Regions from separate parts of the Homo sapiens genome. Here regions 2 and 3 are each linked to region 1. The links are chromatin contacts, found by Hi-C or POLR2A ChIA-PET in ENCODE. All regions are on one chromosome and are shown on one strand. Each heading gives the region's core, a stretch centred on a gene start or an enhancer-like site at or near the end of the contact. The rest is flanking DNA. Distances are from core to core; before and after follow the strand shown.

What was found. Hi-C counts contacts between places; a loop is a spot of excess contacts on that map. ChIA-PET counts read pairs that join two places held with the same protein, here RNA polymerase II (POLR2A). Pooled maps may share reads with other maps.
Region 2: a loop to region 1 is called in a map of sigmoid colon, with 2.4 times the contacts of the local background. The contact joins the promoter of PYROXD2 here to the enhancer-like site in region 1. A Hi-C loop is called at or near these places in 2 of 168 maps with a recorded cell type or tissue (A673 and sigmoid colon) and 5 of 50 pooled maps. POLR2A ChIA-PET finds 5 or more read pairs at or near these places in 2 of 52 experiments (AG04449 and Caco-2).
Region 3: a loop to region 1 is called in a pooled map, with 3 times the contacts of the local background. The contact joins the promoter of HPS1 here to the enhancer-like site in region 1. A Hi-C loop is called at or near these places in 1 of 168 maps with a recorded cell type or tissue (chondrocyte) and 5 of 50 pooled maps. POLR2A ChIA-PET finds 5 or more read pairs at or near these places in 1 of 52 experiments (activated T-cell).

What each region holds. Positions count from the first base shown.
Region 1 is chr10:98,245,359-98,248,676 of GRCh38, reverse strand. It overlaps LOXL4 (lysyl oxidase like 4), which reads left to right. Exons shown (of 15, transcript NM_032211.7): 15 at 1-987. Among named protein-coding and RNA genes, the nearest start is that of LOXL4, 21 kb to the left of the region's middle. Within about 2 kb of position 1,761, at least 4 of the 41 ENCODE cell types and tissues checked have a DNase peak (open chromatin) inside an H3K27ac peak, as active enhancers do.
Region 2 is chr10:98,413,147-98,416,456 of GRCh38, reverse strand. PYROXD2 (pyridine nucleotide-disulphide oxidoreductase domain 2) reads left to right here and starts at 1,275. Exons shown (of 16, transcript NM_032709.3): 1 at 1,275-1,448. The coding sequence starts at 1,322. HPS1 (HPS1 biogenesis of lysosomal organelles complex 3 subunit 1) reads left to right here. Exons shown (of 20, transcript NM_000195.5): 20 at 1-259.
Region 3 is chr10:98,445,555-98,448,869 of GRCh38, reverse strand. HPS1 (HPS1 biogenesis of lysosomal organelles complex 3 subunit 1) reads left to right here and starts at 1,935. Exons shown (of 20, transcript NM_000195.5): 1 at 1,935-2,063. It overlaps HPS1-AS1 (HPS1 antisense RNA 1), which reads right to left and starts at 2,549. Exons shown (of 3, transcript NR_134454.1): 1 at 2,113-2,549. RefSeq lists a silencer at 1,768-2,117.

The DNA.
Region 1 (3,318 bases), core at 512-3,011:
CTGAGCTCCTCTTCTGTAAGGAAACCCAGTCATCCCTGAATCTTGCCACAGAGATCCGGGATTCAGGAGCTCTCAGTTTCTTAGGGATGGACTATGGCCCAGTCCCCCATCTAAGTGGTGCTTTGCAAATGTCTTGGAGGAGTATAGGACAGAGGACCAAAATACACAGCAGGTAGTGTTAGCTCTCTGCTAGGAGCTCAAAGCAACACAACTTGTATCAAAATCACAACTGGCAGAGAAGCTGGTGGATCCAATCCTTTCTTCATCTGTTGTTATTTAGAACTCACCTCTCACACTCTGTTCTTTAGTGTCCTTACCTTTATCTTACCACACACATGGGTGTTTCTATTATCCTTGGAAGCACAGACCTCGGGCATCCCCTTATTGCCTGATGGGCCAACACCAACAGTTACGGAGTGCTTGAGAAGGGGCAAGTTTCACAGAAATGGCCAGATAGGGCCTTCCTACAGAGCAGCAAGAGTAGGCCAAGCAGAAAGACTGCTGAGGTAACACGGACCCCAGCCCCTGTCAGGGCCTCTGCCAAGGAAATAATATGGACCATTTACCTGGCAGGCAGTCTGCTCTCTCTCAGGATCACCACGCATCTCAGGATTGGTCTAAACTTCAAGTCTCAACCAAGTGTCTGAAGTGAACTTTGCATTGAATAAATTTTTGCCATGGAAAGAACATCAAACAAGCCACTCATCTCTACAGAGATAAGAAAACAAGTTTGGCAGAGCAAGAGACAGAAGACCGTGGAGAAATCAGAAGGGGGAACAGTCAGTTTAGTTAAGGATGGAACCTGGGAAAGGCCACCATTCCTGCTTGATGGGGCTCTGATTTGCTCTTGCTCAAGTGGAATAAAACCCCATGGTCTTCTTGACATGATTCTTGATCTTTTCTCCACTGAGACACACTTAAGTGATGATCCTTACAGGACTGACACCCTAATGCCAATAAAAGTTGCTCATTATGGACTGCTACAAAGACCAGACCAGCTGTGATTATGTACACACCCCAGAACCACAGACCTACCCTTTTGCCTCCCATGGAGCCAGGGCCTGGGATACACAGGGCACACATGCTTCTCATGACTGCCCATCTACATTTCTCCAATCAGACATAAGTCTGCTTCCCAGTCAGCCTCCCCAGGCTTAGAGCTGAAACACGGGTTAGAAAGGTTAAGGGGTAAAGGATAGGGGCAAGAAGGTAAAGTCTGAGGATTGCAAACTTTTATAATCAAGGCTGCGAAGCCAAAATAAATGGTAGCAGATGGAGCAGATTTACAACAGCACTACCCCCACCACATCACAAGAGCCACCACATCACAAGAGCTACCCCCTCCTTAGGGAGTAAAAAGGGACATGTTCCGGGGAACCCTCTGTGAATACAAAGAAGTGCTTTCTTCCTTATCCCCGACCTTCCCTCTCCTCAACTCCCTCATCTCCTTCATTAGGCAGAGGGAGCATTATATTTTGGCATGGCAGTTTAGGTAAACAAGGGAAGGACTGATTTCCTGTTGGATCCAGCAAACATCCCCCAAACAGTAACAACATTATGCTCACACATGCAGCTAATGGTCTGTGAAAGAATGTGCAGCTAGCAGGGGAGCATGTGGTGACTGATGACTAGATTCAAGCAGGGAGGTTACCCACAGCTGCTTGCTGGATCCAGTTTCTAAGAGGGACCAAAAAAACAGGCCAGGCAGCCAGCCACCGGCTCTGGTCTCAGCCTTGCTGCCCACATTACACGTTTGATAGGTGCAGCCAGTTCTAATTCTTGGAAAAGGCCATACAAGGGTTGTGCTGTTACAACTCTGAGCTGAAAGGGAAGGACATGGGAAGACTGGTGGCTGGCATGACTTATAACTAGATGAGGAATGTTAACAGAATACCAACCACCAAATTCCAGGTAGAACCAAAAATGTCAAAAGACTTTCATCTCAGCATACTTTAGCCTCAGAGAAACTAAGGTGCTAAGAATGTCAGCTTAGTCTTCAGAAGCCTAACTTACCTTTATACTACAAAGACTTTCACTCTATGAAGAGCATATCATAACTAATGGGAAATGTACTTTTCTACTAAATTCCAGGTAATCCTGAGATTTAGATGTTCAACACATATGCACAGCAGAGTACATTAGCTGTCTTCCTGAATATCTAACAAAGGCACCAGTGGCAGCTACAGGGTGCTCTCCAGCTAACTCAGCTTGAGAAAGCATGGCTTGGATGTGCCCAAGGATTTAATTCCCATCTGGAAAAGCTCAATATAGTCTGTGCTGGGCCATAGCAGGAGCTCTTACCTCCAGCTAGCATACATCAATCCCAACTACTTGAATAATGTAACTAAAAAGCACATTCTCTACTAATGGTAGAAGCAGCAACACTCCATAATTTTCAAGTGTAGGCTTAAAAAAAAATCCTTTCTCTGGGTCTGGTTATAAGGATAAATCTGGAAAGTTAGAGGTGGCTGACTATTGGCTGAAAAAAAGGACAGGCTACTAGCATACAGCATTAGAATGAGAACCAAAATAAGTTATTGAAATTACGAAGATTACAAGAAAACTGGGAAATAAACATGGGGCTATATGTTACCATTAACAATGCCTTTAAAAGCTAAAGTGTAGCCAGGAAGAAGCATCCTCACAGGCAAGTGACAGGAGTAGTCATCTCTTTTGTACTGCCCAAGGTCACTCTTGGCCTTGAAGAATCAAAGCAGAGCAAAGGTATAACTCAGAGGTATACCATTCAGTATGAAGTCAGGCTGCAATTCCCTGCATTTCCTTTCAAATGGAGCTGCACTGTTCAGACCTATCTTAGAGAAGTCTGTTCCATGAAGACAGAGAGCACTAGTCTTGTTGCTATAGGCCAAAGAGAGGGGCACTTGGACAAAGTACTAGTGGAGAGGGTCAAGAGAACAACTTACTTAATCCCTAAATTTGGCATGGAGTCACTGAACATGAACAAAGGACACTAGTAGAGCCAACCACGAATGAGGAAAACAATGCTGAGGAACTGGGAGAAGGTTGTAGTATCTCAATAGCAGCAGGGATAGTTGGGTAAGGATCAAGATCCAAGGCCAGGGTCATTTGAGAAACATCTGAATAGAATCCTACTCCACCATGTTCTAGGTAATGCTAATAATTCATCATCGTCATGGGCACTAAATCATTAAAAGATGAGGCCGTTGCCCTAGTTGAAAGCACAATGAGCCACTATTTCTTGCCACCTCAGCATCCTAAGGTCTAGTGCTACCATTTCTTCAGTGCAGAACTACTTTCCAAAAACACTGAGAATGCAGACATGAGATGGATAAAGCC
Region 2 (3,310 bases), core at 26-2,525, 170 kb before region 1:
TCAGGTGACTGGATCTGTGTTCCTCCTTAACATCATCTGATGGAATGGCAATGAAAAGCGTGGATTGTGGAAAATACAGAAAAACATAAAGGAAAAAACTCCAATCCCCTGAGCCCACCACTGTTCAGGACCCCTGCTTTTGTCACCTACTATTTCCCTTTAGTTTTTAGCAGCGGCTGGATGTGATATGTCTAGTTTAACCAGTCCCCTTGATCTTTCTATATAATAAATAACACAGGAGTGAACATCCTGAATCAGATCTTAGCAGAGATGCTCACATGCGGGGTAACTGTCCATGGTGTGTGGAGGGGTCCTCGGAACCCCCTCTTAGGATCATCTCCACATACTCTCCCAGTTCTGAGATTCGTTACCAATAGCAGGTTTCCGTCACACTGCGATATCAGAGCAGTGCAGGAACTCTCCGCTCCAAGGGGTTTTTTCCTCCTAGGGGAACACTCTGCTAAGTAATGGGCAGAGAACAAAGGGGCTCCTAATTCAAGGCAGGCCTAAGGGAGGGTCAGAAAGAACTTTAGCTGGAGGTATTTACAGATGTGACCTCGAATCCTTGGGGATTCTTGGAAAATGGGCAAGGTGCCAAAAGAGGAGAACTGGCCAGGCCTTCAAAACTAAAACACCAGAGAATTACAGACAGCGAACTTGCCCCTAAGCCCTCGTTGTGGGTTTGTGTTTGAGCATTTAGGAGAGGACTCCAGTGCTCCTCAGCGACAGACACAGCTGCCTCTGCGGTGTCTGAAGGCCCTGGTCGTGGTGACGCTAGATGGCCGCCCTGGGCGCCTCCTGTGGGCGTAGAGGCATCACCACTCTGCACTGGCAGACTCAGCATGGAGTTGGAGCAGAGTCTGACACGAGCACTTGCCATCCCAGGCGTTTCAGTTCTGACTGAGAAGGTAGATGCACAGGGGAGGAGAGGGCCCTTTCGAGCTCCACTCTGCCTCCACCACTCATTCCCTAACCCCGCAGCCTCAGCGCCCTCATCTGTAAAATGGGGAGTTTTGCCTACAGGGTTCAGCACAATGCCAGCCTGACATAGGAACCCCAGTGGATTGTCAGTTTTGCCATTATCCCCTGCATCCTGGAGGTGACACCGCCTGGTTAATAGGCAACACTCCCGACGGCCCAGCACAGCCCCAGGGCAGCAGGAGGCTGGCCTGTGGCCAAGAATGCATGGTGGAGGGGGCCTGGAGGGGGACTGCAGCTCCTCCTCTTCCTGCTTCCTCCCTGCTCCACCCCGTGCCTAGGGCAGCACAAAAGCCAATCGCTAGCAAACTCCCTGCCTAGCAAGGCCCAGCCTGGGGCAGAAATGGCTGCAAGTGGCCGAGGTCTCTGCAAGGCTGTGGCCGCCTCTCCCTTCCCGGCGTGGAGACGAGATAACACGGAAGCCAGGGGAGGTCTGAAGCCTGAGTATGATGCGGTGGTGATAGGAGCAGGTAAAGTGGTAAAGCAGGCCGGGCCAGAGCTGAGGGGCGGGAAGACAGCCCTGCTCAGAGCTTGGTGGGGAGGGGGAGGGGGAGCCAAGCCCCACTGCTCTCTCCTCTGGCATAACCCAGCCAGAAGTTTATACGCTAGCAGGGGCTGCAATGGAAAGCCCTTCCATCTGGCAGGCAGGCACCTGGGATTCCGGTGCTGGCTCTGCTGTGTGGCCTGGGGCAAATGCTTGCCTTCTCTGGGCTTGGATCTTCCCATGGAGAATGACAGGAAGACTAGGTGAGCTCAGGGGTTTCCCTATATCTCTTGCAAAGTGACCTAGTTTCCACCACATTCTCAGCCTATGGTTTGTAAGGGTTGGAAAGAGCCCTGGGCCAACAGACAAGTGAAATCCAGCACCCCGCCCCCTCAGTGCCCTGAGTTCTGGTCACCACTACCTTACCACTGAGGCCACCCCTCGTCACAAGAAACTGCAGTCATTTCATAAAGGCCAGTTAGGATAAAACAGAACTGAGTCCCAGAGTTCCTACTGCGTGTCTGCAGAGGGAGATGGACCCCATTGCCTTGCAGCTCTGGGACATTTGGGGATCTGCAGTGATCTGCCACACTTTGCCAACCCCTGGGCTCAGAGTATCACAGTCTACTGGGTGCTAGGGGAAGAGGCAGGCCCAGGACCAGGTGGTCTTTCCTTAGTGCCTTCCTTTCACACTTGCAGAGGGCCCCAAATGCATGATTGCCAACTGGGTCTATACAGAGATAATGACGGGACCGAAAGCAGACGGCACTCAACATGCAGCTTTGAGGGCATGCCTTCATTTTCATATGTACTAGAGCAGTTGCGAGCTGGTAGATACTCAACACTCACCTCTCCAGGGAAAAATGTGTGATGTATGTGTGTGTGTACATGTATATATATGTATATATACACACATATATGTGTATATATATGTATATGTGTTACGTACATATATATACACATATACACATGCTTATTTTAAATATTGAAATAAAAGATACACTGCACACAATTTTACAAATAAAGATACAATACTCTCAATTTAAATGCAGTCTACCCGAGTGATTCTTACCAAAGGCTTTCTTTGATTTTTGCCAAACTCAGTAGCCAACCTATAGTTGCAAATGACAAATGAGGGTAGCTCCAAAGAGAACGGTGCTCCATATTTTCTGTAAAGAGTAGGATGATCGTGAAACAAATGAAACAACAAAGATTTATGTCCCAACCTTACTCCTTTATTTTTTAAAATTTATTTTTATTTTATTTATTTATTCATTTATTGAGATGGAGTCTTGCTCTGTTGCCCAGGCTGGAGTGCAGCGGCGCAATCTCGGCTCACTGCAACCTCCGCCTCCTGGGTTCAAGCGATTCTCTTGCCTCAGCCTCCCGAGTAGCTGGGACTACAGGCGCCCACCACCACGCCCGGCTAATTTTTGTATTTTTAGTAGAGACGGGGTTTCACCATGTTGGCGAGGCTGATCTCAAACTCCTGGCCTTGTGATCCACCTGCCTCAGCCTCCCAAAGGGCTGGGATTACAGGTGTGAGCCACTGCGCCCGGCCTCCTTCTTTAAATGACAGGAATGATGTTACTCAAATAAGATAATATTGTTCTAATACTAGAATATTTCCTTCAATTTTTGTGCTATTTATTCATGCTATAACAGCTAACACTGTTAGGTTTAATCTGCATTATTAGCATTTTCCCATCACTTTCTTAAGCCTGACCACAAAAAATAAATTCAGCCCTTCTGTGTAATATTTGCTGATGACAGTGGTGTAAATACTCCCACCATAGCCTTTTCTGTTACCAAGATGAGGTTGCTCAATGTGATTTAGGAGAGATACCC
Region 3 (3,315 bases), core at 686-3,185, 200 kb before region 1:
TCATAAAAAGACAAATACTGTATGATTCTACTTATATGAGGTACTTAGAGTAGTCAAATTCATAGAGACAGAAAGTAACATTGTGGTTGCTATGAGGAGGAATGAAGAATTGTTGTTGTTGTTGTTTTTGTTGTTGTTTTTGAGATGGGAGTCTCGCTCCGTTGCCCAGGCTGGAGTGCAGTGGCATGATCTTGGCTCACTGCAACCTCTGCCTCCTTGGTACCAGCAATTCTCCTGACTCAGCCTCCTGAGTCACTGGGACTACAGCTGTGTGCCACCACACCCTGCTAATTTTGTATTTTTAGTAGAGACAGGGTTTCACCATGTTGGCTAGGGTGACCTCAAACTCCTGACTTTGTGATCCGCCCGCCTTGACCTCCCAAAGTGTTGGGATTACAGGTGTGAGCCACCACACCCGGCCAGCATTATTGCTTAATGGATATAGTTTCAGTTTTAAAAGATGAAAAGAGCTGTGGAGATGGATGGTGGTGATGGCTGCATAGCATTAGGAATGTAGTTAATACCACTGAACAATACACTTAAAATGCTTAATGATCAATTTTACATTATATGTATTTTACCACAAACAAATTTGAAAAAAAGAAACATGTTGACACAAAAAACCCGTACATAACTAAAAAATAGATTATATTGGATTACATAAAAATGTAAAACTTTGGTGCTACAAATGATACCACTAAGAAAGTGAAAAGACAAGCCACATAATGGGAAAAAAACTTTTGCAAATCAAGTATCTGATAAGGGGCTTGTAACCAGAGCATATAAAGAACTCTTACAACTCAATAATAAAGACAATTTAAAAATGGATAAAGGATTTGAATAGACATTTCTCCAGAGAAGGTACACAAATAGGCAAAAAGCACATGAAAAGATGCCGAACGTCAGGGAAGTGCAAATAAAATCACAAGACACCACTCCACGCTGGGTTACTATACTTAAAAAAAAAAAAATCAACAATAACAAGCATTGGTGAGGATGTGGAGAAATCAGAATCCTCATACATTGCAGTTGGGAAATGGAAATTACCAGTAGGGGAATGAATAAGTAAATAACAGCATATCCATTTGATGGAATTCATTCGACCACTGAAAGCATAGTGAGTGAACGATCTCAACGGTGGGCTGAGCAAAGAGATGCGTGTGGCAGGGCTATGTGCTGTAGATGGGGAGTTGGAAGAATTTGCCCTAAGGTGGGCTGGAAGGGGTGGGTAGTGGGTTGGGGGGAGTGATGCTCTCTTTGATCTGCAGGTGGTGGAAGTATTGATTCTTAGCCTCTGCCTTTCCCCCAAGAGATGCTCAATCTACTATATCCCCAGCCAGTTCTTGCAACCCATACCTTGCTGGGCTGGGCTCAAAGCTCCCAGGTGGCACCCAGGCACTGAGGGGTGGACTGTTCGGGGATTTAGGCCCTTCCAGAGCGCCCCCTCCACTTCCAGGCACCCCCAATACACATACGATTTTTTAAAATAAATATTGCAAACATAGGTTCAACACAAAACTCCTAATGTGCACTCCACTCCCAAAATAGATTGAGAACTCCTATAAATTCCAGCGTTGGCACTCTGGGGGCAACTGAGCCCTTCTGTGCGCTATGTCACCTCCCCAAAGGTCAGGGAGAGCAGTCACAAAAGGACAGCTCTAGCCCCAGAACTTCAGTTCATTAGGCAAAGCCTGAGGTTCCGGGGCATGGGGAGGAGAGAAGGGATCAGCTGAGGAGCCAGGAAACCTGGGTTCTGAGCCTGGTTCGGACCCTCAGCAAGTTATTTCTTCTCTCTGCGCCTCCGTTTCCTCTTCTGTAAAATGGGGCATGGGCAAGGCCTGGCAGGGGCGGGGCTCGAACCCGCGGAAGGCGACGGCGGCTCCGGCCCCTCCCGGGGCGGGCGGTCACGTGCGCGATCACGCGGTCCTACCCGGAAGCGCGCCCGGGCTCCTGCAGGCGGGGCGCTGTGCGCGCCGCGATCCGGTACGTGGGCCTCCGGGCTGTCCCCTCTGGGGGCGGCGATCCTCCCTCCGGAGCCCCCCTTCAACCCTCCCGGAAGTGAGGTAGGGTCCCTAGGGGTCCCGGAGCGGGCCCACTCCTAGCCTCACCCACTCCGGGCGTGTGGCCGTGGGCCGGTCGCTTCCTCGCTCGGGGCCAAAGTTCCTCAGCCGTGAAGAGGGGTGGATGTCACAAGTCAAGCCTCCTTCCCAGGGTGGCCGTGAGGTTCGGGGGTGGGGGGAGGTGGGGATTTGGGGTGAAACTGGACAGAAACTGGCGTGCTAGGCAAACGGGAGCCCCGCGGCGGCGAACTGCTGACTCGCTCTCTCCAGAGACTCAGGGGCAGGGCCGGGCTCCGAAGGTGTGGGACCCCAGAAGGAGCTGCTGAAGACGGGACCAAGGGCCACAGGGAGGTTTGCTGGGGTCCAGATGGTGAAAGTGGGCGCTGGGGGTCGCCCCAGGTTGGCCCCCCGCCATCTGGAGCTCCTTTCGTCAGTGAGTCCCCTCCGAGTTCCCTTTCTAGGGCAAGATAGCGAGGTGAAGCGGAAGTCTCAGTGTGACACCGGCGAGGTTCTCTTCCCAGCAGCCTTTGGGAAGCATCCCCCTGTTTCGGGAATATGGCATTCGGGCCAATCATGTGGGTGATGGAGCCCGTCTCAGGGTTCGGCTGCTAAAGGCCGAACTCGTAACAGCAGTCTCTGTGGCGGGTAGTCACTTGCCTCTTACTGGCTCACAGTGCTTGACTTCCTAATTAAGTTTTCTGTTGTTCCTGCCCTCTATTCAAATATGAATGATTCCGGAACCAGATTGATTAATCCTGTTATTTGAAGAAGGGAAGCTGGGAAATAGGAATAATGATCCCCACACCTATGTAAGAACGCAGTTTGCTAAGGTTACTTTGCAGCTTGCCTGGTCACTCCCATGATCTAACCCTGTAGGGAGGTAGAGTAGGGGATGTTGCTCTGTTTCTCCGCAGGAGTTTGAGGCTCAGAGAGGTTTATGGGACTTGGCAAAGCCAAAACTAGAACCTGGTCCCAGATGCCTTTCCTGTTAGTTTCCTTCCATTCATCGTATCATCCCAGGATCCCCACTCCCTTCACCGGGACTGCATCCTCACCACCTGGGATGTGCTATGCTGTCTCCCGTCAGTCACTCCTAGCAAGCTCCCTGGGGCTGCTTGGGGAGCTCTGAGTGACCCGCAGAAGTGAGAGCACTTCATGGGAACAAAGGAGGAAGGAACAAAAGTGGGCACCTGCTCTGTGCAAAGGGCTGTGCTGGCCGGGTTCCTATTCTCCATTATGGGAGGTGAGGGGCAGG